Regions from separate parts of the Mus musculus genome. Here regions 2 and 3 are each linked to region 1. The links are chromatin loops, found by intact Hi-C in ENCODE. Cell type or tissue: left cerebral cortex. All regions are shown on one strand. Region 1 holds the start of Ehbp1l1 (EH domain binding protein 1-like 1). Region 2 holds the start of Sipa1 (signal-induced proliferation associated gene 1). Region 3 has its middle 9.9 kb from the start of Scyl1.

Region 1 (8,000 bases):
AGGCAGAGGTGGACTGACAGTAAATGGGAGGAGTGAGGCCAGAGCAGCACAGGGTCAGCTTGCCATTAGACACCACCCACCCACAGAGGTAGGCAGGCTGTGGACAGCCCTTTGCTGCACTCAGTGGCTCTGAGCAGGGTCTGGCAGGGTTCTACTTCCTCAAACCCAGGGCCACTGGCCACCACTCTAAAGGGATGATGGCAGTGGGCCCCCAGGAAAGTCTGAGGACACTGCCAGGCAGTGACAGCTAATCTGAACATCTAACATGCTGCAAAGACTCAGGGGAGGCAAACGTGTGTGGCAGAGACGTACAAGGAGAGAGCTGCACAGGGCTGAGCCCTGACAAGGTGCTGACCTCTGCCCAGGGAGGTAGGGTTGGTCAAGGAAAGGATCAGGCAAAGGCGGTGTGAGAGCATTCCCTGTCTCTTTCCAGCCCCACAACTGGATGCTTAGGTCTGCTACCACTCTAGAGGCTGAGTCAGGACAAGTGGCTTACTGTTGTTAACCCTTGAGGTTTCTGAGACACAGAGATGCCGGCTAGATAAGGTCACACAGCTGAGTCTAGAGTCCTCTGACCCAGAAGTAAGCAACCATCCCCAGGCTTCAAACCACAGGCAATGGCCCAGCCAAGCTGTCCCAGAAAAGGGAAATAGCGGGTGCCTTGGGAGGGTGTGGCCTGGTTGGGTAGCCTGACTCAGGCCGCCACGCCTTCTTGGGAAGCCATGACCTAGGCAGGGGCCAGCTTCCTGTCCTGGCCTCCTGGCTAAGAAACCCAGCGGGGCCTTACCCATTTACTTGTGACTCAGCCCACTGACACCGTCTGTATAGTCTGTCTGCTCACCAGAACCATGCCCAGTGTCCCTCTGGCCTCACCCAGCGTGCTGGGGCAGGAGCCAGAGGCCAGAGTTCAAGTGCTAGCTCTGCTGTGTTAGCCTAACTAGTTCTTACGCTCCCTTACCCTTTACGGTATAAAGGGCCTCCGGGTACACTCAGCATGTTCAAGGCTGATGATTAATGGTGCTACCCCCAAAGACCCCAGCCTCTGCTCCTTCGCCTCCTTAGACCCCATGGTTCCGGCCTACCCCAGCTCTTCCCCCTTGGGAGTCTATATTTAGCCCTGCCTGGCCTGTGAGGCCCCCACAGCTGTGCCCTAATCCAGCCAAGGGAAGCTGACACCGGTGAGCACATATATTTAGGGTGTGACGCAGGGGCCTGGGCAGCTGCCCGGTGGGGACATGTGAGCCAGATGCCCCCAGGGGCCCTTGACAGTCCAATACAAGACCTGTCCTCTCTTGCAAGTCGTCCCCTCACCCAACTCTCTTTCCCTCCACGGACCCTCTCCTGAACCCACCAGCTCCTAGGACTTCAGGCCCCTTTAAGCCTCTCCCCGCCTCCCTGTTATCCATCCAAGCTCAGTTTCCCCTTTTAAGGACATTGTGGAGACAGCACCAGCTTCTGGGGCCCACTCTGGCTGAAGGGGGAGGGGCTGAAAAAGAGAAGGCCACATTTTCACCCTGAACTGGACTAGGAACCATGAAGTCTTTTCCACCCAAAGCCCCCTGGAGCCCTAAAATCTTGTTCCGTTTTCCACTGCTACCCTAGACCGCTGTCCTTGGCTTGAGGGCTTCTCCCCGAGTCCTGACCACAGCCGATTTAATGTGGGCCCAGGCTGATTCTCCCAAAGCCACCGAGTCTTGACCCCCACAAGGTTCTCCACAACAGGAGTCCCCCCAACCTGCCAGGCACTTCAGTGTCTGGAATACCTAGGATGGGAACCCCTTTAGCCTTTAGACTTGAGAGGATTTTTTTTCCAGGTTCAAACGAGTCAAACTAAGTTGAGTCCCACATCAGTCTTAGGGGACTCCCTCAGGCCCCGCTTCTACTCACCACTTCTTGGTGCACTCCAACACCAGTTCATGGTAACACGCCACAAACTGGAACTTGGCGGCCCGCTTGCCAACCCGCTGCAGGCGCTTCCACACTGAAGTCATGGCCTGAGGAACTCTGCCGGATCTCTTCTCAGGCTTGGGACTCCCTCTTGCCCACCACTGCTGGCTCAGCCAGGGTCCCCATGGTCTCTGGAGCTCTTTTCTTTGTCACCGGATCTGTCCGCCCCGTCCGTGTAGATATGTCTGAGGTTTAGACCTAGGCTGAGTTTGCCCGGGGTCCGCCTGGTGGGCTGGCTGAGTCTGCGGGGCCGTCGCGGCGCGTCGAGCTGGTCTCAGCTCAAGAGTAGCGAGCGCGCCGTTTCCTGGAGCCGCACCCCCCCCCCTCGCCCCGCGTCCGAAGGCGGGCGGGGCTGCAGCGCGGGGCGGGGCGACCCTGCTTCCGGGATCTAGCGTCCGGACTTGGACACCCGGGTACCCGGTTCGGGGGTGGAAGGAATGAGTACCGATCGCAAAGCCGGTTTGATGGGCGCCCGCGAGTCAAATGGGGTTAGGGTGACGTGTGAGCTCCAAGAGGTGGCAGCCCTCAACTTGGTGCCACCCTCCAAAAGAGCTGCCTCTGCTGTCTCCCTTATATCTGCAACCTTGGTACTGGTTGGTACCCCATTTCCCAAGCTTGTAAAGTAGAGACCTAGAAAGGAAAAGAACCGTCCACTGAGCCAGAGTTAACGGTTCTTAACTCTGGGGTGGGAGATTCTTGTTAGCACCCATGCAGAGCCCCAGAGCCAGCCTTGGTGAGATATACCTAGAGTCTCCAAACCTGACTCCTCATATGGCACAAGGGAAAACAATCCTCACATCTCACAAGCAGTGAAAGGTTCTGTCTGTCTGTCTGTCTGGTGCCCCCCCCCCCCCCGAGACAGGGTTTTTCTGTCCTGGAACTCACTTTGTAGATCAGGCTGGCCTCAAACTCACTAGTTTTTACTAAAGAGTGCCACCCTGAACAAAGCACACACTCTGCGCCTCAGTTTTGAAGTCTGTTAAATGGGGCCAATTACAGTTCTATCTTTTATGTATGTCATTGAAGTCTGAAGATGGGGAAAGCGGTTGGCTTAGGGCTGGGCTGATTTTGTCTCATTACGCGCAATCCGTTATCAGAACTAGAGAAAATATGTACATGGGTGGTTTTTGCTCCTCCCCTGGGAAGTCCCTGGGGCGTTAGCTGCTGTGTTAACACCTAGATTAGACTCCTTATCGCTCACACATCCAATTCACACTGTAATGAGCCTTGCAAGGTGTTTTATACCCAGCTAGAGAGATGGCCTGGAGCAACACATCAACGTGTCACCTGCCTGGTAACCCTCAATTTGGTTAGGATGTCTGGTCTTGCAGGCGTGTTAGCCTATCGGCATCTTCAGCAGGCAAGTGACTATGGTAGGAGGTGGGGATGAGGATGCTTGGGTGCAACTTTGAGAATGTGCAGGCTTATTCCTGTGGGCTGAACACCCAGTTTTGTCTATCATATCGCTGTGGTCCTCTGCTTCCTCTCTACGGAAGCAGTTTATGTGCAACCCTACAGGTCCTTCGTGCTGTCTCGGGGTAGGCTGGGTGCTCTGAGACTGCAGCACAGGGGCCTGAGCCAGGCGAAACGATGCTCTGAGCCCGGCTGCCATCTCCCTCCCTTCCAAGGCTTGTCTACAAACTGAAACTTGTTTACTCCTTTCGGCCTCCACACCCCTCCTTCCCAGCAATCCCTACAGCTCACGGGGCACCAACTCTAAGACTCTTCTTGGACCTTTCCCTATTCATGGGGATGGGCCCCTGGGTCAGGCAGCTCCGGCCCACCCATTTCCTGTGCCAACTCCTCCCAGCACGGGAGGTGGAAAGTTTCTCTCCTCAAGATGGGCGGCTCCTTCCTTCCCAAAAGGCTCAAAGCAAGGCGGAAGGGCATGCTGGGTTCGAAAACGTAGAGCCCAAGGGGAAAAGACTTGACCGCTTTCATATTGCTGCAGGGCCAGCTTCCAACCTTGCCCGCAAGAGGGAAGATTCGCATCTCACGCCCATTAAGCCTTTCGCTAGGGGGTCTTGGGCGCCACCTGCCGGCAGAACGTAGACTACACTTGCCAGAAAACTATTCCCCAACCCAGTACCAATTAACCAGGCAATCACAATACAATGCTGAAATTATTTATTTTCCCGCCCAGGAACTGGCCGCTAAACTTAAATATCCAGCATAAAGACCTTAGCCTTTCTGGTCGTGGGTGGCTACAGAGGTGGGTTCTGGAGCCCTTGTCCCAGGCAATGAACCCCTGGGGCCACTGGTAGGGATGCCGCTGAGCCAGCAGCTGCAAGAGGCAGCAAAAGACGAAAAAGAGATGAGAGCTAGGCACTCATCCCAGTCCCAGAGATGCAAACGGGAGTGCAAGACGCTTTGGGCCCCACAGTCAGACTAAGGGCTGGCCAAGCTAGGGTGCACACATGTGGGAGAAGTGGAAGCCCAGGACACTGGGCACAGGCTGCAATCTTGACCGCTTTGCCTGATGGGTATAATGCCTTGCCCTCCTGAAGTGAGGTGAGGTGGTACCGGTAAAAGAGCAGGCACTGTAGACTAAGGACTTGCTGAAGGGCAAGTTTTGAGCCTTTTGTATGGGTGCGTTCCTATCCACCTCAGCTTTCAAAGGCTGATTTGGAAAGCATCCTGCAACCACTGGTCACGGGCATTGTGAGTCTGGGGTACGGTGAGGGGTGGAGGGTCTGGGGGCAGGCTGGCATCAGGAGGCTCCTCGTCATCAGACAGGCCGGCATCAGGTGGGTAGGAGCTGTCCGAGTGCAGAGAGGATGACAGGTCCTGGCACAAGCTCAGGTCTTGGCACAGATGCTTGTAGTCCTGGATCGACTCGTACAGGCCCCACAGCTGGCACAACAGGGACATATCCAGCTGTCGCAGCCCCACCTACAGACAACTGACAGTGGGCTGGAGTTGGGGGTCCGGGCCACCCCCAGAATTCCCACCGTGGACGACAACCCTATCCAATCTTCCTGCACCTTTAAGTGAAAGTTCTGAGAACAGATGGTACTTGCCAACTGTGAAACCTTCCAGCCAGTCCTTGGCCCTCATTTATACAATGGGGTAACATTGTCCAGCAAGATGAAATCAGGCAAGTTTTTAAAAATGCAACAATTGCTACACATTACTATCAGTGCTGTCCTAAAGCCCCGTGACCAGATGCTTCCTGCTGGACCTGAGATGAGGAAGCGGATCCCAGACTTATTTCTGCCCTCTTCAGAGCTACTACCCTGGCGAGGCGCCCACCTACTCACCATCTCCTTGCGCAGCGCGGCTAGTGCAGAGTCGAGGTTAACCGGGCGGCGCGGGCCCGCTGCAGAACCTGAGTTAGCAGATCCAGCGGCATGGCGAGGACCATCCGGGGCGCGGGCGGCACGACTCAGTTCGTCGTGGATGCGGCTCCGTTGGCTGTAGACACGCTCCAGCTCCCTCCACGAGCCCCCACTAGCGTTAAGAAGGCCGCTGAGGCCGCGCGGTAGCGGCGGGAGCCCGGCCAGAGCGCAGCCCGCGCCGCCCGGCGCCTCAGTCGCGGGCAGCCCGTTCATAGCCAGGCAGGCGTGGACCACGATGCCGCCTGGACCCCTCTTACGTTTTCAGCGGGCTGTTGCCCAGAGAACCAGCTCTCCGTGGCCCGGTCTCCGGAGAGATCTCAGCCACCGCCCGCAGGCCGTGCTTTGTTCCGTCCCCGACTCCTAGGACTCCGCCTATGCTCCACCCCCCTGCATGGGCGGGGCCTCTCTTAACGCGGCGATGACCCTGGAGCGAAAAACCCATCAAAGAACTGGATGGGACAGGGGAGGCCGAAAGGGTCAGAAACGGTTTTTTGGCGACCTTTTGCTGCCTCATTCCTATACAATGTGTCCTCTCCCAAGGGAAGGATTCTAAAAGCACGGGGATGTGGGAGGCCCGAGTCTGGGGTAGGAAGGTAAGACTGTGCCTGACTCTTACAGTGCATCACTGCCCCTCCCCACAATTTGTCAACATCCTAGCAGCCAGAAGATGGAGAAAGATGGTAGAGTCAGGATGGTTAAAGGAAGGAAAGGAAGCCACCAAAGGGACTGAAACTTCAAATGGCACTCAAGTGGAGGAAAGGGGGTACTGGGTCAGAGACAATGATTAGTGGCCCAGCCTTTGGGAAGACTGAGGTCAGTCCTTGGAATAAGGTGTCACTTATCCCTCTGCCATTTACTTCTTGTCCTGAATGCAGAACTTCACCATTCAGGTAGAAAAGACCATGGAAAGGTGAGATGCCAAAAGCAAGGAAAACCATCGAGGAGAACTGGGGCTCACATGCACACTCAGAACCAAGAAAGAACAAACCACGCGGAGGAAAAACTGTTTTTCTGGAGGGTTTTTCTCAGGGGAACAGGGATCAGGATAGAGGTCTCAGTGATCCAGCTGTTTCAGGCTGCCTAGGGCCTCGGCGCAAGCCCGGATAAGCCCACAGAGCTGGATACTAGTCTCCAAGGAGGTGCTAGAGCCCAGCTCGACTGACGCCCAGGTTAGCTTCTGCAGGAGGGCCGTCTGTGTGGAAGCCACCGCGTCCGTATTTGGAGGTGCAGCCGGAAGAGGAGGCGCCTGGGCTGCCTTGAGCCCGGCTGCTGCGCCTTCACAGTGCTCTGGACGGGGTACTGGTGGCTGGGATGGGGGCCGAGAGCTCGAGGCAGGCTCTGTAGATGAGGCCAGCTGGTGTTCCCGAGCTTGAGAGAGCGCCGCCTGTGCATTCAGTGCTAGAACAAGAAAAGTGGTGGAAGAGTGAGGGTGCCCCGTCCGCCTCTCCCGAGTCATGTGCTCTTTACTGATGTCCCTGAGCTGCTGGTGTTTTCTGCCTAAGCCAATCCCATCTCATCTCTACTCTTCTTTCTCCTTACACATGCTTGCCAAACACTGCCCCACTGATTTACACTTGAGGTCCAGTTGCTTGACAGATGGCCTGGCCTCATCTATGCATCAAGTCTATTCCTGTAAACTGGGATGCCCGCCCTTCAGTGGTAAAATGCCTGTCCAACATGCACAAGCACCCAGGGTTGCACGTGCACTCTACAACGTAGGATGACTATTTTGCTAGGACTCTCCCCACGGTGTCAGAAACAAAAGGCTGATGGTCTTTCTTGAATGAAACACCTCTCTAGGGCGGAAACGAGAAGGCACCTTAATGCCACAGCACGCAGGAGTTTCCACTGTCACCTCCCAGGCTCACAGTTCCTCTGTAGCTATCGCCACTCTCTTCTCCCCACAGTGCACACTCGGACCCTCACCCGGGTTATCTTTATCCACGTCTGAGTCGAGCTCCTGACAAGCCACACAGTAGATTTTCCGCTGTTTATCTTGCAGGAGGATCGTCTGGGGACCAGAAAGTACATGGACATAGGTGAGCCGGAGAGACAGGGTTCACAGAAGAGGGAGCTGAGGAAAGGTCGTGCGGCCCGGTCCGCGGCCTCGGCCTCATCACTCGCCTCACCCCGCAGTCGGCGCACGTGTCGCCCAGCATGCGGTAACCACGGAGCAGGTAGTCCCCCATCAGACGGGAGATGCGATCCTGCCGCTCCCGTCGCGCCTGCAGCACCTTCGTCTCAGCTTCAGTCGGAGGCTCCCAGGTGAAATCGTCGACATCTAGAGAAAACAGGCACAGGAGATAGAGAGAGCTGCCTCCCGCACCCCACGGCCACTGCCCAAACATCCCAAGCGCATACCTGCACCGTTCAAGGCCATGTTGCCGTGGTCACTGCTGGGCTCACCGGAAGTGATCCAAATAAGATGCGCCCCCACTACGGCCCCGCCTCCCACATGTGGTAGCTGAGGGCGGAAGTGACGCTTACACGGTCTTCCTGGCGCTTTAGTCAAAGGGGGGGCGTGTCTGCTGCACATTTGACCCTGACCTACGGGCTCGGCTGGTGGCCAGAGCTATGGTTGGGTACCACCGTCTCCCTGGTAACGCTTCAGTACTCGGGTGTGGCTTTTCAGAGTCTCCATTTCTACTTGCCTCAGATAAAGTGGCCCTTAGGTCTGTGAAATACCCGATTCCCTCAGGGTTGTCTTTCCACACA
Region 2 (8,000 bases), 66 kb before region 1:
CACCTGGCCACATCTTGACCCCTCAGTTACTATGTCTCTGCCTCTATCTCTCCTCCAGAGTCCCTGGGACCCACAACATAACACAACTCCCAGGGGCCCAGAAGCTGGGGATCTCGCCCTTCTTCACCTTTGTGACCCCTTTTCAGTGGGTCACAAAGTGTGAGCCACCTCATGATTACCTGTAACCACCCTGACCACCATGTCTAATCTGAACAACAACCACAGCTTTGGGCCCATTTTCTGTCCAGCCTACGTCCCATGTGTGCCTCTCAGATCTGTCTGTCCTGAATCCCTCTGTGCCTCTCAATAGCTACAAGACAAAAAAAAAAAAAAAAAAAAAAAGCCTCCCCATACAAGTCCCACAAGCCCTCCACCCACACAGAGCATCATGCGGCATGCAGAGATCTCTCTAAATCATTATTGTAAGAGCCTTCTCAATCCTGCCTGCCCAGAAAACAGGCTCATGCTGGTCTGGGGGCTTGTATGTTTTCCAGTGTGAAACTTTGGGTGCTGTCAGTACCCTCTGTGTGGCCTCTAGCCCCCCCCCCCCCCATCCTCCAGTCACGGAATCCTGCAGCTCCTGTATTTTATCAGGGGCTCTCTGCCCACACTCAGGGACAGCATTTCATCCGCAGCGGTTTCAGCATCTGGTCTAGGCCTGATACTATGAAGGGATGAGATGTATTTGTTCAATGACCACTGGAATAAACAACACAGAGGAGAGCCAGGGCCAGTGGGCAACTCTCAGCACAAGGTACAGGACTTCCAACTAGCTCAAGAGTCCTGAGGTGGAACAGGAAGCTCTAGGAAGCTTCCCATGTGGGGAGGAGACCAAATGGGCTGGGGGAAGAAAAAAAAAAATAAAGACAAAAAATGGTGAGGAAGCTGTGTAGCAACAGGGCCAGCCATACTGTAAAGATGCCTAAGAATTGCCTTAAGCTTTTCTGTTTTTGTTTTTGTTTTTTTTTTTGTTTTGTTTTGTTTTGTCTTGTTTTTTGAGACAGGATTTCTCTGTGTAGCCCTGGCTGTCCTGGAACTCACTTTGTAGACCAGGCTGGCCTCGAACTCAGAAATCCACCTGCCTCTGCCTCCCAAGTGCTGGGATTAAAGGCGTGTGCCACCATGTCCAGCTTTCTGTTTGTTTTTTAATGCAGAGCCTGAGCAGGCCAGGCTGCAGCCCCAGATTCTGCATTCCTAACATGCTGTGGCTGCTTTATAAGCCTGGTTAATCAAACAAGTCTCCGGTGACCCTGGATCCTTCTCTCGGAAAGGCTGGAGGTGGATCAGCTCTCCTGAGGTCCCGTCAGATCAGGTCAGGGTTAGGGAAGCTAGCTAGTTAGGGAGATGAAGGTCAGCCCCATCTCCCCGGGATGCTGCGCCCTCCTTCCTCCCAGCCACTCACCACTTGCTCATCCAGAGTAAGCAGCGTGCGGGGCACCTTGGGAGAGGCTGAACCCAGGCGCAGGCAGGTGGGGCTCAGCCGTGGAGCCACATGTTCCAGAAGCTTCCTCGGAGATAGGCCCCTCGGGGGGCCGGGAGGCAGTGCGTCCTCCGAGATGGTGCCACGGAGGGTCCGGAGCTAAGGATAGGATGTAGAGACATTCAGTTTTTGTATAGGCTGTGGTGGAGGAAACCTGCCTCCTGAGCCTGTAATCCCAGCCCACCTGCGTGGTCCGCACGATGACCCGGTAGCTGTGTAGGGTGCCCCCTCCGCTGCCCTCTTTCTCCTCCCGTCGCAGGCTCACGGCCACCGGACCCAGCGCCTCATCCAGCCCAAAGAAGTTCTGGTGTTCTGTGGGGGTGGGGGTGGGGGGTCGTTGGTTGGTCGGTCGGTGGCCTTTCAGTCAAACCCACAGACCACCCTATCCCTTCTTGACTACGCCCACCACAGAAGTACCACCCTAGGTATTCTCTCACCAAGCGCTGAACCTGGGAGTTCACTCCCACCCCAGTTTGCAGTCCCACCCACGGTTACACCTTGTCCCAGGACCAGGGAACAAATGTCTAAGTCCTCCTAGGTTAAATGCTGCCCTGGCTCCACCAAAGCTTAGGTTCTCCCATTCAAGACACGGAAGCTGCTTTTCCTGCTAATGATGAGAACAGGGTTTCATCACACAGATATGGAAATAGGAAATCGCTCACTGGCCTCCTGGAGGGTTATGAAGATGAGCCAGAGGGAAGGGCACTCCCTGACTTCAGGTGTGACACCAGGGCTTGGCCTTAAAGAGGTGGTCAGAGTTGAGCCAACAGAGCCCAATTCAGCTCCTGCCCCTTTTTTACAGGGAAGGCCAGCCCATGAGCCTCCCACTGTATAGAATGTAGACCGCAGGGACCTCCGACCCAGATCCTCTCCTGGCTCTCCCAGGCTCGCCTGCCCCTTACCTTTGCCATAGAAGTACTTGCGGTAGTAGCCTGCACCCAGATCTGCGTGCTCCAGGCTGTAAGCTGTGGTCCGGGTCTGTGGCTCCTCCAGGACGGACACAGCCGCATTAGGCAGTGCAGGGGGCACAGGTGGGGATATTGGCCCACCCAGCCCTAGCTCACCCTCACCACCAAGCTCGCTCACAAAGCCAGGTGCCCCGAGCAGTAGATCTGAGGTGGTAGTCTGGCCCTCAGCTAAGGTCCCAGAGTTTGCCTCTATATGGCTGCCTGTCCCCCGAGGTCGTGGAGCCCAGTCAAAGAGCAAGCTCTGCACATCATAGTGAGCAAACCACCGGGGTTCCAGCACTGGCGGGAAGGTGGGCTCTGGCTCTTCTGCTGGCAACCCTAGCAGTGCCAGTGGGTCAGTGAAGAGCCGAGTAGGGGTTGCAGCAGGGCGGCTGGCATCCTCGTGGCTGTGGGCACGGGCACGGGGGCTGGCTGGTGTAGGGGGCCGGACTTCACCAGCATCACTGCCACTGCGCAAGAGTGGGCCCCGAGCTGGCCTCGGCTCAAAGGTATGTGGTGTCAGTGGGGGCCGGGCAGGTTGGCGAAGCTTACGGGCAAAGAGGTCATCGGTAGGTGCAGGGGCCATGCCCCGCCGAGGGCTCCCCACACCGCCGGCCCACATGGGCGTGCTCTGTGGGCCTGACTCTCTGGGGGCCGGGCCGCATTGGTGGGCACGGGTCCTTGGTGCCCAGCCAGAAGGCTGAGGCTTCAGTGGTTCCTGCACTGCAGGAGGAGGGGGCTGTTCAGATGGGCCTGGGGAGAAAACAGGAACTCAGGCCCCCAGCCCAGTCTTCCACCACCCCATTTAGCTTCCGGCCCCCTCCGGGACCATCAAAGCTGCTTCCGCTTTCCTGGCCACTTCCTTGTCTGCCTGGGGCTGAAGTTTCCAGCCCCCATCCCAGGCTTAGGTCAAGGCTGGGAGCTGAACTGGGATGCTTTGCCTCTCGGGGTGCTAGTGACTGGGTCTAGTGGGCACCGGGGCCTCCCAGTTCTCCCCTGTACACCTTGGCTGTGGAACTAGGCTCAAAGTGAGGGTTGCCACCAAATTCTGGACAGTTTTCACCAGGACGGAAATCAAAGCAGTCACTGGTGTCTGAGTCTTGCCCACTTGACAAAGGGAGGACGTCCTGTCCCCAGAGACCTTCCTCCCTGGTACCTCCCACTTCCTCCAGGGTCCCCAAAGAGCTGAGCACCCAAGGCCTAGACTCAGTGCCCTCAATTCCCGCAGTCTCAATACCTCAAGGACACAGGAGCTCCTGGGGCAGCTGCTGCAGGACAGAAGCAGTGGTGAGAGGACTTCCTATAACACAGGAAGTGGCCCCAACTCAGCCCAGCCCCCTGCTTGGCTCCTATATCCTGAGGAAGGTGCTAGGGTCACAACAGCTCAGTCATGGGACCCAAGACACCTAAGTCTAAAGGACAAGACTAATACTAACCTCTTGCAGGTCACTATGCCCACTCCCAGGGGTGAGAGAGGCTAATCCCAACAGGACCCTGTGGATGTCTGTTTACCTGGCCTCACATGCATGGACAGGGAGGTCTGAACCCAGTGAGACAGGTCACAGTGAGGCCCAGTTAAGAAGATGAGCTTGCCTGAATTAGTTCCATGTTCAAACTAGAATTTGAACCTTGTCTCTGAATCTCGAAGGCAGTAGTTCTCAACCTTCTTAACTCTGTGACGCTTTAATACAGTTCCTAATGCGGTGGTGACCTCACAGCCAGAAAATTATTTTCATTGCTACTTCACCACTGTAATTTTGCTGCCCTTAAGAATCATAACATGAGCCGGGCAGTGTTGGCACACGCCTTTAATCCTAGCACTCGGGGAGGCAGAGGCAGGCAGATTTCGAGTTCAAGGCCAGCCTGGTCTACAGAGTGAGTTCCAGGATAGCCAGGGCTACACAGAGAAACCCTGTCTTGAAAAACAAAAAGAAGAAGAAGAAGAAGATAAATATCTCAAGTGTGACCCCTGTGAAAGGACTGCTCGACCCTCAAAGGGGTCCCAGCACACAGGTTGAGAACTGCTGCTTCTGGACTTGTCAGAGCTGCACCTGCCTACTCTGCCCGTGTGCGTAGGAGTAAGGCAGCCTTGTGAGGGGAGACGGGAGAGGCTCAAGGTCTCACAGGATGTAAGGCTGAAACACCCAAGGCCCCAGGGACCTACTAAGTGCGGAAATGTGGTGAAGCTACACTAGGCAGGTGCAAAAGGTGTGAGAAGGCCGAGCCTACCTCGGCGTGAGCTAGGAATGGAGCCAACAGCTGGGGCAGGGGCAGGCCTCCATTAGTACTTTTTTTTGCATCATCCAGTGGCATCAAGGGGGCCAGGCTGGGAGGGGACAGGGAGCAGCTCCACGGTGCCCCTCAGCTGGGTCTCCAGAACCAAACAAGAGCAGACCTCCTCAGGGTCTTCCTGTCTGTCTGTCTGTCTTCTAGGATAAGCTCTGATGCTGCACTTCATGAGTTCTTTGAAGACTCCTTGGAAACTGAAAGGTGAAGCCAACTATGTCCGTGTGTGAACTGTGCAGGCCCCAGGTCCATAGACCAAGCTGTGGGCACAGACTGAGGCCGCAGTGCCGGGAGGAGCCCTGGGAATGTGTGCAGCCCAGTCCAGGAGCTCCCTCTTGTTCTGGCCCTGCCTTAAGGGGTGTACTTGGGCTCTGCCCCCCACCCCTCATCTTCACACAAGGTCCATTGAGGCCAGGACATTCCTTGCAGCCTGTGTCACTGAGGGGGGAAAAGGGGGGTGCCCCGCCCCCACAGATCCGGAAGGCCTGGCTGCCCCAGGAGGAGGCGCTGGATGCTTCCCAGCACATCTGGAGGTCGTGACCCTATTTCTGTTGCCAGGGAGTGCTGCAGATGTTTCCTCCCAGGCCAGACTCAGGATTGCAAAGGCTGGGAAAGAGGTCACACTGGGAAAAGGGGAGCCCCAGAATAGGGGGAGCCCCACACACTCAGCAGCAGGAGCAGCTGCCAGCATTGCTGAGAAAAGTCCAGAACCAATGAATCCACTCAGTGGAGCTCTGAATCTGCTCATGCAGAGGAGGGAGTGGGAGCTGCCAGCAGGAGACAGAACACTGGACGTGCTGACTCGGGGCTGGACTGGGGCAGGAGGTTGGGTGGGGTACGTGTAGCGAAAGCAGCCAATAGTCCCGTTCCTCCCCACACTACAAGGGTTCACGTCCAGGCTACTTTGTTGGGTATCCAGCCCGAACCTGGTGCCTCCCGATCCCTGATCCCGCCAGTACCTCTCGGGCTCAAGCTGGCCACCGCTGCCTTCCGCACCAAGGTCCCGCTGCCTGCTCACACCGCTCCCGGCGCCTCCGCTCCGCCTGGGGGCGGGGCCAGGATGGAGGCGGTACGTAGTGGAGGGGCGGGACTACCCGGGAGCTGTCTAAGGCGGGAAGCACAGTGGGTGGGGACCTCCGACAGGAACCTAGGCAGCCCCGGACAGCCTGAAGTTCTCTGTCCCAGCCTTCAGCTGCTCTTTTAACTCCCGGTCCTAGCCCAGTCAGTGACTTCACCGAGAAATGGGAACAAATGTACCTGCCTTCCAGACCAATTGGAGCGCTAGAGGCCACTTAGTGTCCTGCTGTGGCTCAGCAGACAGCAGGTATTAGGGCCAGAAACTATTTCACTCTTTAAGGGCTGGGCCAAGCTAGATAACTGATCTACACAGGCTACCATTTATGCAATGGCGAACACCATTAAATCCAGCACTCTGAAGGCAGAGGCAGGTGGATCTGAGGTCAAGGCCAGCCTGATGTACATAGGGAGTACATAGTAAGCCCCTGTCTCAAAAACGAAATAGAATCCTTTCTATTCACCTGTTATTTTCTTTAAGCTTGGAACAAATGAGGTTGAGCAGTCTTTGATCAAGATCAAGGCTGATGGATGTGTGAGCCACCTGGGCATAGAGGACTGCTTGAAAAGCAGAGGCTCAGCTCTCTCCTTTATCCTCTCACTTCTTTCTCCTCTTCCCTTTGTCTTTTCTCTCCTTTCTCTTTCTTCTTCTCTAGCCTTCCCCGTCCCCACACACTCTCTCTCTCTACCTTTTCTCTTCCCCCCTGCATTTCTATAATAAAGCTCTTAAACCATTAAAAAAAAAAAAAAAAAAAGAAAGGCAGAGGCAGGTGAGGAAGGCAGCCCATCCCACCTCATGTCTGCCTGGAGCCCAGCAGTCTGACCCCTTATCCCTCACACTCTTCTGACTTCAGCCTCCCTGCCTCCGGCACCTCTACCAACCTCACCTCGTCCCACAGAAAATAAAACTGCCAACCAAAATCAAAAATAGTGTTATTAATTTGGTGTCTCTGAAGCACAGAAAAAAAAAGAAAGAAAAATGACAAAAGAACGAATGAACCCACCCTTGCCACATATCGGGCCCCAGGTCCAGGCTAAGGAGGCCAGCCTTGGGGGCAGTGCAGGCCCCAGAGGCAAAGTCAGTCCTGGCCATGGGCTCCAATGAGGGACCAGCCCATGGGTTTGGCTCTTAGGGCCTGGCTAGGAGGCTGCTGCCTCAGTTTGGGATCCAGGCCACGGATCAGGGAGAGAAGTCTAGGTCACTGAGTTGTGACACTGAAGTAGCCAGATATCAGGGTGCAGACACCAGAGCCAAAGCCAATCAGTTCTGTAGTCCAGCAGAGTCCGAGTTACTGAGTCCCGGGATGCGATCCAGCAGAGGCCAGGCTGACTCCTCAGTACTGATGCTCCAGCAAGGGCTGGGCAGCCGGGCTCTCGCGTTCCTCAGCAGGGACAGGCCAGTCACCTGGGGCACCGGAGGGTGTGCAACCCTCAGGAATACTGCTGTCCAAGCAAGGAAGGTCCTGGGTGGTTCTGGCAGGTGAGGCCTCAGAGCTGACATCAGGACTGAGGCTGAGGTCTAGAGGGGCCTATGGGAGAGAAGACAGACAGATGAGCAGACAAACCGACCTGAGAACTCCTGGGGTCGTCTTCTTCCACAGGCTCCTTACCTGAGATTTGGGGGTGCCTCCTTTGGGGCTCCCTGAGGCTGGCTCCCCATCAGGTCCTCCCAGTCCCTTCCGACCCCCCAGACTCCACTTCCCACTGGGTCCCTCAGAATTGAGGAGAGCAGGGCCAGAAGGTCTTGAGGGCCGGGGACCCTCAGTGGGAGCAGGTGAAGCAGGGGGTGGTCCAGGGAGCCGAGGGGGAGGCCACTGCAGCAGAGGAGGGGGCCGCCCATCACCAGAGCCACTGAGGGAAGGCCGTGGTCCCCAGCTAGGACCTGGTGGGAGGGGCTGCTCACTGCTGCCTGTAGGAAACAGATAAGAGCAGAGAGCTCGGCTGGGCCGCAGTCTCACCCACAGGCTCAGTCCAGCTTTGCCCGCTTACCTGCTGCATTTTCAGGCGTAGGGTGTGCCAAGGGCGGATGATTGCTGAGGGAGGTCAGGCCGCCACCCCCACCACAGTCCGAGTCATCCACATTCCCTCCGCTATTACAGCCAGCGCCACAGCCCTTATGAAGTCTGGGTGGAGAAGCGGGAGACGCGTGAGGGGTCCAGGGCGAGGCATTGCGAGCCCTACAGAAACATCTGAGTCCCAGGAGTCTCATCTCT
Region 3 (8,000 bases), 53 kb after region 1:
CTGACTCCCTCTTCTGGAGTATCTGAGGACAGCTACAGTGTACTTACATATAATAAATAAATAATAATAATAATAAAACATTTAAAAAAGGGGGCTGGTGAGGTGGCTCAGTGGTTAGGAGCACCTGACTGCTGTTCCGAAGGTCCTGAGTTCAAATCCCCAGCAACCACATGGTGGCTCACAACCGTCCGTGATGAGATCTGACGCCCTCTTCTGGAGTGTGTGAAGACAGCTACAGTGTGCTTACATTAATAAATAAATAAATCTTTAAAAAAAAAAAAGGAAGTCTAGGTCATCTATCCTCAGCCACATAGTGAGGTCACTTAAACTGTGCTTTGGGGGACCTTGTCTCAACACGTAATAACTCCATAAAGAAGGCAAGCAACAGTTACTGTAGACCTAGTGTGAGCTGCCCTGTCCAAAGGTGTAGAGTTGAACTGGAGGTAGTGATGTGGCTTAGGGACTCACAGTTAAAGCCAACTCTGGAAAGGATGGGGGGAGGGGGGGATGGGACACGGGGACCCCCTGGGCCTTACTGGCAATCCAGGTCCAGCCCTCCAGGCTGGGTGAGGAACCCCAGATGACCTCTGGCCTCCACAAGCATGCACACACATGCGCATACCCTGCCACACCACAAAGTCTACAATAGAAAGGAACTGGGTTTTCTTCCTTTCACTATTAGAGACGAACATCTGAAACATCTTTCCCTCCACTGTTACAGAGCCCAGATGCAGCCACGGCTGAATTCTCTGATGGAGATCCCACACACCCCAGCTATGCACCAAATGAGAGGGAGGCAGGATAGCCTGTCTCTACAGGAAGTCTCTGCAGTCATCTAGGAGGAGTGTCTGGCTGGGTGTCATTTCGCTTCGCTGCTGGGGTGCTTGAGTGGCTCCGGCATGCCATTCAGGGGAGCCGGTACACAGTCAGTAATGGGGTTCCCAGCCCATGGTTTTCCAGATGGGAAACAGTGGATGGAGTCTGCAGTGGAGATTTCTGTTCTCCCAAGTTCCTTGTACCCAGACACCGCTGGGAGTTGGGAATAGGGGTCCCAGGTCCAAGCCTCCCCTCTGGGTGCCCGTGAGCCAGGCAGGAAGGGAAAGCCAGAGCCGGTTTGGTTCCGAATGAGTGCAGAGAGTACAGAGTAACTGACTGAAAGGCAGATGGCCTTCTCTGGGAGATTTAGGCAAGGGCTCTTTACACAAAGGCCTTCCCCACTCCGCCCACCCCCCATGTGGATCCTTGATGAAAAGAAAAGACGGTCTTTGCTCCATCAAAATGACTTCTTTGATGGCCAAGGTAAATGCATACAGCTCAGGAAGGGTGAATCAGGCATTAGATAGCTTTGGCGGGAAGGAGTGCCCAGAAAGGGAAGCTCACTGGCCTAGCTAGATACTTCATTAGCACGGAGGACTCCGGATTTTTATGCTACTGTGAGTTTTCTCAGGTAGGGAGAAGGGTGTTAAGAATCCCTCAGACAAGGTTAGAGAAGGAGAACAACAAGGGAGTCTCCCATTTTGTGCTGAGCTCAGAGGCCATCTGGTCACAGTGGACTTTAAATATCAGAGTTTCCCCACAGAGGAGAAAGCCATGGTGGACAACTGCATACAGTGTCAACATCTGGGTCAAGGAAACAGTAGATGACACTCTCTGCGTGCACCTGGGTTAGCCAAAGGTGGGCAGCTCACCGATACACACCTCACCAATACACACACTCAGACCAGGGAGGCTTTGCCTTTTCTCTGAGCCTGGCCCAGGGAAGGCCTTGCATTTCCATGGCTCTGAAGCACTGGAGTCTTCAACATGGCTGTGCTCATGTCAATGCCGTTCTATACACGCTCAGCCAGGACTTCATCCACTCCCCATGCCAAAGGCCTGGCTACCTTGGGCCTCTGTACTCACATGCAGACTGTTCTAGGCAGCCAGGACTTCTCAAACTGAAACAAAATAATACACTCCTGTAACACAGCTACCTATTATAGATCAGTAACCAGTTCTCTTAACTCGCTGCCAGTCCCCTCTGTGTTCCCAGCCCAGCCACTGAAACCGAGTCTCCCAGCCACTCCTCCCTCAGCTCCCCAACAACTGTTTAACCAGTCTGTCCTCCCAGCTTCCCCAACACCAGCAGCTCCAAGCTATAACGACTGTTCTAGCCTCTCCGCTCAGCTTAGCTTTTCCTGGCTCAACTCCTAATGATATCTTCTGCACCAACTGCCTTCTCTCTCGCTCTGCTAGCTCTGCCCACCCTCCTCAGCCTCAGCTGACTTTTTTATATCTCAATAAATATAAGCATCAACCAACACTGAAAGCCATTAAATCAAAGCAGCTCTAACAGCTAAGAAGTCTTTATATATATATAGATAGATATAGATAGATAGATAGATAGATAGATAGATAGATTTATTTATTTTACTTATGTGAGTACACTGTTGCTCTCTTCAGACATTCCAGAAGAGGGCATCAGATCCCATTACAGATGGTTGCTGGGAATTGAACTCGGGACCTCTGGAAGAGCAGAGGCTCTTAACCAGTGAGCCATCTCTCCAGCCCAAGCTATGAATTCTTTGTCTTTCTTTCTTTCTTTCTTTCTTTCTTTCTTTCTTTCTTTCTTTCTTTCTCTCTCTCTCTCTCTCTCTCTCTATATATATATATATATATATATATATATATTCATTTATTTATTTATTTATTTGTTTTTCGAGACAGGGTTTCTCTGTATAGCCCTAGCTATCCTGGAACTCACTTTGTAGACCAGGCTGGCCTCGAACTCAGAAATCCGCCTGCCTCTGCCTCCCGAGTGCTGGGATTAAAGGAAGCTTCGGTGGGGAAAGGGGGCACTCTGTCACCTAATGACAAGACTTGCAAGATCTAAACAGACACCAAAGTGTAGCCTGGGAAGGACCGGAAGTGGCTAAACTGCAGTCCAGAGAGCAGTCAGGACTGACTACAAGTGGCCTTTGGCTAGGCCTGGGCAGGGGCGATGGGCTTCCAGAGCGGAGGGAAAGGCAGGTGTGAAGTGGAACTGGAGGGACGGCATGGCGGGAAGAACACTTTCTGCTCTCCCAGAGAACAGTGGGATTTCCAGCAACCACTTCAGATGCTTCACAAATCACTGAAATCCCTGCTCCTGGGGTTCCATTGCCCTCCTCCGGCCTCTGAGGGCATTGCATTTACACACTGCATAAAACCAGAGACACGTGAATGTAAATACTGAATCTTTAATTTTTTTGTTTGTTTGTTTTTGTTTTTGTTTTTGAGACAGGGTTTCTCTGTGTTGCCCTGGCTGTCCTGGAACTCACTTTGTAGACCAGGCTGGCCTCGAACTCAGAAATCTGCCTGCCTCTGCCTCCCAAGTGCTGGGATTAAAGGTGTGCGCCACCACGCCCGGCTGAATCTTTAATTTTAAAAAAAGAAAATAAAAAAAGAAAGATCCAGGGCTGAAAAGGTAGCTCAGTGGTTAAGAGCACTGACTGCTCTTCCGAAGGTCCTGAGTTCAAATCCCAGCAACCACATGATGGCTCACAACCATCTGTAATAAGATCTGATGCCTTCTTCTGGTGTGTCTGAAGACAGTGACAGTGTACAATACATAATAGAAAGAAAGAGAGAGAGAGAGAGAGAAAGAAAGAAAGAGAGAAAGAAAGAAAAGAGAGACCCAGGTATAGCCCTGGCTGTCCTGGAACTCACTCTGTAGACCAGGCTGGCCTCGAACTCAGAAATCCACCTGCCTCTGCCTCCCAAGAGCTGGGATTAAAGGCAAGCGCCACCACTGCCCGGCTCAATTATATGCATCTTTAATCCTTCCTTTAATCAAGAGATAAAGGTAGGTGGATCTCCATGAGTTTGAGGTTAGCCTGATCTACATAGAAGTTCTAAGCTAGCCTGGTCTACATAGTCAGGCCATGTCGCAAAACAAATACATTTTTTTTTTTTTAAAGATTTATTTATTTATTATATGTAAGTACATTGTAGCTGTCTTCAGACACTCCAGAAGAGGGCGCCAGATCTCGTTACGGATGGTTGTGAGCCACCATGTGGTTGCTGGGATTTGAACTCTGGACCTTCGGAAGAGCAGTCGGGTGCTCTTACCCACTGAGCCATCTCACCAGCCCAAACAAATACATTTTAAATTTTTTAAATAAAAAGGAAGAAAATAAAGCGAATTACAAAGGAGCTATTTGAATGGTGTCACAACAAAGAAATGACTGAAGTATTGAATATTGCTGAATAATATACCCCTATATCAACTAGAGCACTAGTAGACACAGGCGGAAGGATATCCTGCTAAAGCAAAGCGTTCCTTCAGGAGCCTGCCGTAGCCTTTCACCTGTGTGCTTCAAGGAAACATTCCTTCACGTGTTTGCCCACAACAAAACACCATCCAACAGAAGTGACTTTCCAAAGAGCCCTCAAGTTTCCACTTCAGTGGTGCCTCTGAAGGGGCCCTGCCAGCTCGCAAACCTGGCTCTGGCAGGCCTTGCCCTCCTCCGCTCTCCCTCTTTCTTGCTAAAAACCTTAGATTGCATTCTTCAGATAGCCACCAAGGTCTCCCCTGACCCCACTTTGGCTACTTCCTCCTCCTGACTACCAAGGTCAACCATCAAAGTATTCAAGTCCAAATAGCACAAGCCCTGCTTGCCTATTAACTATTAACGTGCCCACTCAAAATTAAACACCTCAGCCTACCTCAGGGTTCTCCATCTTACCTTTATAAACCATCAGTTGTCTATAGGCCACATCTGTCTCCACTCTATCCAGAGGCCTTCCTCCCTGTACCTCAGAAAAAATACCCTTTTCTCCTCTCCCTTGTTTGCTCCTTCCTTGTCCTCTGTCTCTTGTCTTTGTCCTGTATCCCTGCCCTTTGTCTGCCTGGGACAGATGAGTCTGCTTTGTGCTGACAACTTGGTCCTGACACCTCCTCCTCCAGAAGTCTCAGGAGCCCACATAGGGCCCTAAGCTGACATCTAAGCACCAACAGTCATGAGCCATCACTATGCTGACATGCTGAGAGCATCTGGGCTCAACTTAGCTCAGAGACAGCTGGTGGTATGTCACACCATTAGGAGAGAGGAAGTGGACTCACCCTATTGGGACCTGGCTGTCATGTAGATAAAGGTCACAGTGATCTCCATCTGGCTTGGATCCGCATGGGCAGAAACAGGTTAGCACTGTGTGTTTGTCTCTCATTTGCCCTGGCCCATAGACACCTGAGATTTGGGTGGCCTATCTAAACTTCAAGGTGGGCTAGCCTGGGAACCTGATGACTCCCAAGCTTCCCAGCATCTTTTCTTTTTCTTTTTTTTTTTTTTTTTTTTTTTTTTGGTTTTTCGAGACAGGGTTTCTCTGTGTAGCCCTGGCTGTCCTGGCACTCACTTTGTAGACCAGGCTGGCCTCGAACTCAGAAATTCGCCTGCCTCTGCCTCCCGAGTGCTGGGATTAAAGGCGTGTGCCACCACGCCCGGCCCCAGCATCTTTTCTGAGACGGGGAGAGGTGGCACCCTCATCCCATGCCCTGTCTCCACATCCTTTAATTTACTTACTCTTTAATATTTAATAAATAGCTTTATGTATATTAAATATTTTATATGCACAATTAATTTGAGTGTAAATGTGTGTTTGTATGTGTGTAGACACAAGTGCCACTGTATGTATGGAAACCTTCAAGAGTTAGTCTCTCCTTCTTTCATCAGGGGCCCAGGGATTGAACTCGTCATCAGGAATAGCAGCGAGCACCTTTCTGCCACTGAGCCACCTTGCTGGCCTTTCACATCTCTCTTCTTGGATATCTGAAACTCTTGTCCTCTGAGTATGACACGGCTGTTACCATCTTGAAACCAAGGAACTGTGATTCCTTAGGCTGGTGAGATGGCTCAGTCAACACACTTGTCATCAGGCTTGAGTTTAGTCCCCTAGACTCACAGAGGGGAGTGACCCAGCTCAGGCAGCCAGCAGGATCTCCAGGGAGGGAGCAAGGATTGGAAGGAAAAAGACAATTAGACACCACTGTAGCGGGACCCCAGCCAGTGCCGAGGCTGGGGCAGGGTTATGTTTTCCCTGTCTGCTTTTATACGATTTTAAGTGCATGCAAATAATAAGGTCAATTCTAGGTTAACAAACAAACAAGGCAATAAACACAAATAGTCACAGAACAAGCAAGGCGATAAATAAAGTCGTGTGATCACTGTTTCTAAGGGCTTATCAGGATGTCCAAGATTTTAGAAAAAATAGCTCACTCCTCAGCTGAGTTTACCTTGAGTTTTGTACTAGACCAAATGTGTATTTTTTTTTAAGATTTATTTATTATTATATGTGAGTACACTGTAGCTGACTTCAGACACACCAGAAGAGGGCGTCAGATCTCATTACGGATGGTTGTGAGCCATCATGTGGTTGCTGGGATTTGAATCAGGATCTTTGGAAGAGCAGTCAGTGCTCTTAACTGCTGAGCCATCTCTCCAGCCTAAGTATATATATTCTTATCTGAGCCTTCCTCCCTGTCCTAGCCCAAAGTCAAATTTCTACCAAGTTTCTAGATGAGGCCCCAAAAGCTCACTCTCCACAGAGGAGGGAGAAAACCAACCCCTCCCCTCAGCATCGCTCCCGGTACTGGACAAGATAAATGACCTGCGCTGATCCCAAAAAGGCCCAGGTCAGGTCACGAACAGCCGGAGGAGGAGGAGGCTGACTGGAGCACCCACAAGGCTACAGGCGAGGGGTGCTGCCTTCCCCGGGGGTGAATAATCAATTAACAATTGCTCAGGGGAGGTGGTGGAGCTGCCTGTAGACACCCATAGATACTGCACTCCTAAAGGTAACCCCAGTTCAAGTTCCACTTGAGAAGAACTTAGGAGTGTGTGTGTGTGTGTGTGTGTGTGTGTACATACACACATATATGTCACCACAGTTGCAGAAATAGAGGCCATGAGTTTGAGTGAAAGGGGTGTGGAGGGGAGGAGCGTTTGAAGGAGGAAAGAACACAGGGAAATTATATTTAACTGTGTTTAATTTTGTTTGTGTTGGCTTGGTTTTTTGGATTTTCAGGACCTAGCACTGGCTGTCCTGTAGACCAGGCTGGCCTTGTACTCAAAGAGATCCACCTCCCTGCTTCCTGAGTGCTGGGGTTAAAGGTGTGTGCCACCACTATGTGGCTCAATTTTTCATACACTCTATTTAATCATATTCTTTCTCCTCGAGTCCTCATAGATACCCCCCCCACCCATCTCCCTACTCATCCAACTTCAAGTTATTTCTCTCGGGAAAAGGAAAAATAAAGAAAAACAAGAACAAAACAAAAACCTGTGCCGGTTGGTGGTGGGGAGACAGGCAGATCTCTGAGTTTGAGGCCAGCCTGGTCTACAAAGTGAGTTCCAGGACAGCCAGGGCTATATAGAGAAACCCTGTCTAGAAAAACAAAACAAAACAAAACAACAAAACAAAACAAAACAAAACAAACAAAAAAAACAAAGACAAAAAACACCAGACCATAACAACAACAAAACTCTCCAGCTTGGGTGGAATCATTCCTTCAGTCATTGTCCTGTCTGTCTGGGGTGGATAGAGTCCCCAGGAACAGTCATGGACACCAGGCTTGCCCTGGTGGCTCAGGAGAGAGAGTGGGATCCAGTGTGCCTCTCCTCTCCTTTCCAACCCCTTTTCTGAGAGTGTGTCAGCTGCTAGTGGGCTTTCTTTCTTGGTGAGAAGACTGAAGGTTCGGAAGAGCCAAAAGGGGGTGCAGAGAACAAAGGTGGGTAATGGGGGGCTAGAGTATGCTCATTGTGCAGAAAAGGGTGTCAGGGAACTGACTGGGCGCTCTACCCACTGGGCACTGGCAGTGGTCTGTGGTAAGAGGGAGGCTGTCAGCAGAGGGCTTTTGAGCTGGCTTCAGGCCAAGGCAGGACACCTTGAGGCCATCTCAGACCCTACAAGCTCTTCCCCATCCAATCCCCAACCCAGCTCTTTCCACTGCGTATCTCTAGATCCCTCTAAACCACATAGCTTTG

What was found. A loop is a pair of places that touch in the nucleus more often than their neighbours do. Peaks named below come from ENCODE experiments on the same cell type or tissue, not always from the same donor. Only the 100,000 strongest peaks of a DNase experiment are listed, where the experiment ranks them.
Region 2: it touches region 1 in a loop (3-fold over the local background); 2 of 42 quality-filtered maps call a loop at or near these places.
Region 3: a loop joins it to region 1, with 2.4 times the contacts of the local background. A loop is called at or near these places in 20 of 42 quality-filtered maps.

What each region holds. Positions count from the first base shown.
Region 1 is chr19:5,724,030-5,732,029 of GRCm38, forward strand. Ehbp1l1 (EH domain binding protein 1-like 1) reads right to left here and starts at 2,288. Exons shown (of 19, transcript NM_053252.3): 1 at 1,888-2,288. The coding sequence starts at 1,991. It overlaps Fam89b (family with sequence similarity 89, member B), which reads right to left and starts at 5,637. Exons shown (of 2, transcript NM_181452.2): 1 at 5,208-5,637; 2 at 4,058-4,839. The coding sequence starts at 5,498. The coding sequence ends at 4,561. Znrd2 (zinc ribbon domain containing 2) reads right to left here and starts at 7,703. Exons shown (of 4, transcript NM_020491.5): 1 at 7,647-7,703; 2 at 7,415-7,566; 3 at 7,212-7,296; 4 at 6,277-6,683. The coding sequence starts at 7,665. The coding sequence ends at 6,340. In left cerebral cortex, CTCF peaks have their summits at 3,979 (motif pointing left) and 6,957; DNase peaks (open chromatin) are centred at 705, 3,978, 4,762, 5,268 and 3 more places; H3K4me3 peaks cover 5,664 bases; H3K27ac peaks cover 3,572 bases.
Region 2 is chr19:5,657,932-5,665,931 of GRCm38, forward strand. Sipa1 (signal-induced proliferation associated gene 1) reads right to left here and starts at 5,776. Exons shown (of 17, transcript NM_001164480.1): 1 at 5,673-5,776; 2 at 3,665-3,695; 3 at 2,383-3,180; 4 at 1,665-1,792; 5 at 1,403-1,579. The coding sequence starts at 3,049. It overlaps Pcnx3 (pecanex homolog 3), which reads right to left. Exons shown (of 35, transcript NM_144868.3): 33 at 7,777-7,910; 34 at 7,398-7,696; 35 at 6,704-7,316. The coding sequence ends at 7,122. In left cerebral cortex, no CTCF peak of the experiment used is centred here; DNase peaks (open chromatin) are centred at 3,204, 3,562, 5,366 and 5,785; H3K4me3 peaks cover 2,612 bases; H3K27ac peaks cover 3,836 bases.
Region 3 is chr19:5,777,281-5,785,280 of GRCm38, forward strand. No RefSeq gene overlaps it. Among named protein-coding and RNA genes, the nearest start is that of Scyl1, 9.9 kb to the left of the region's middle. In left cerebral cortex, CTCF peaks have their summits at 3,149 and 3,987 (motif pointing right); a DNase peak (open chromatin) is centred at 3,103.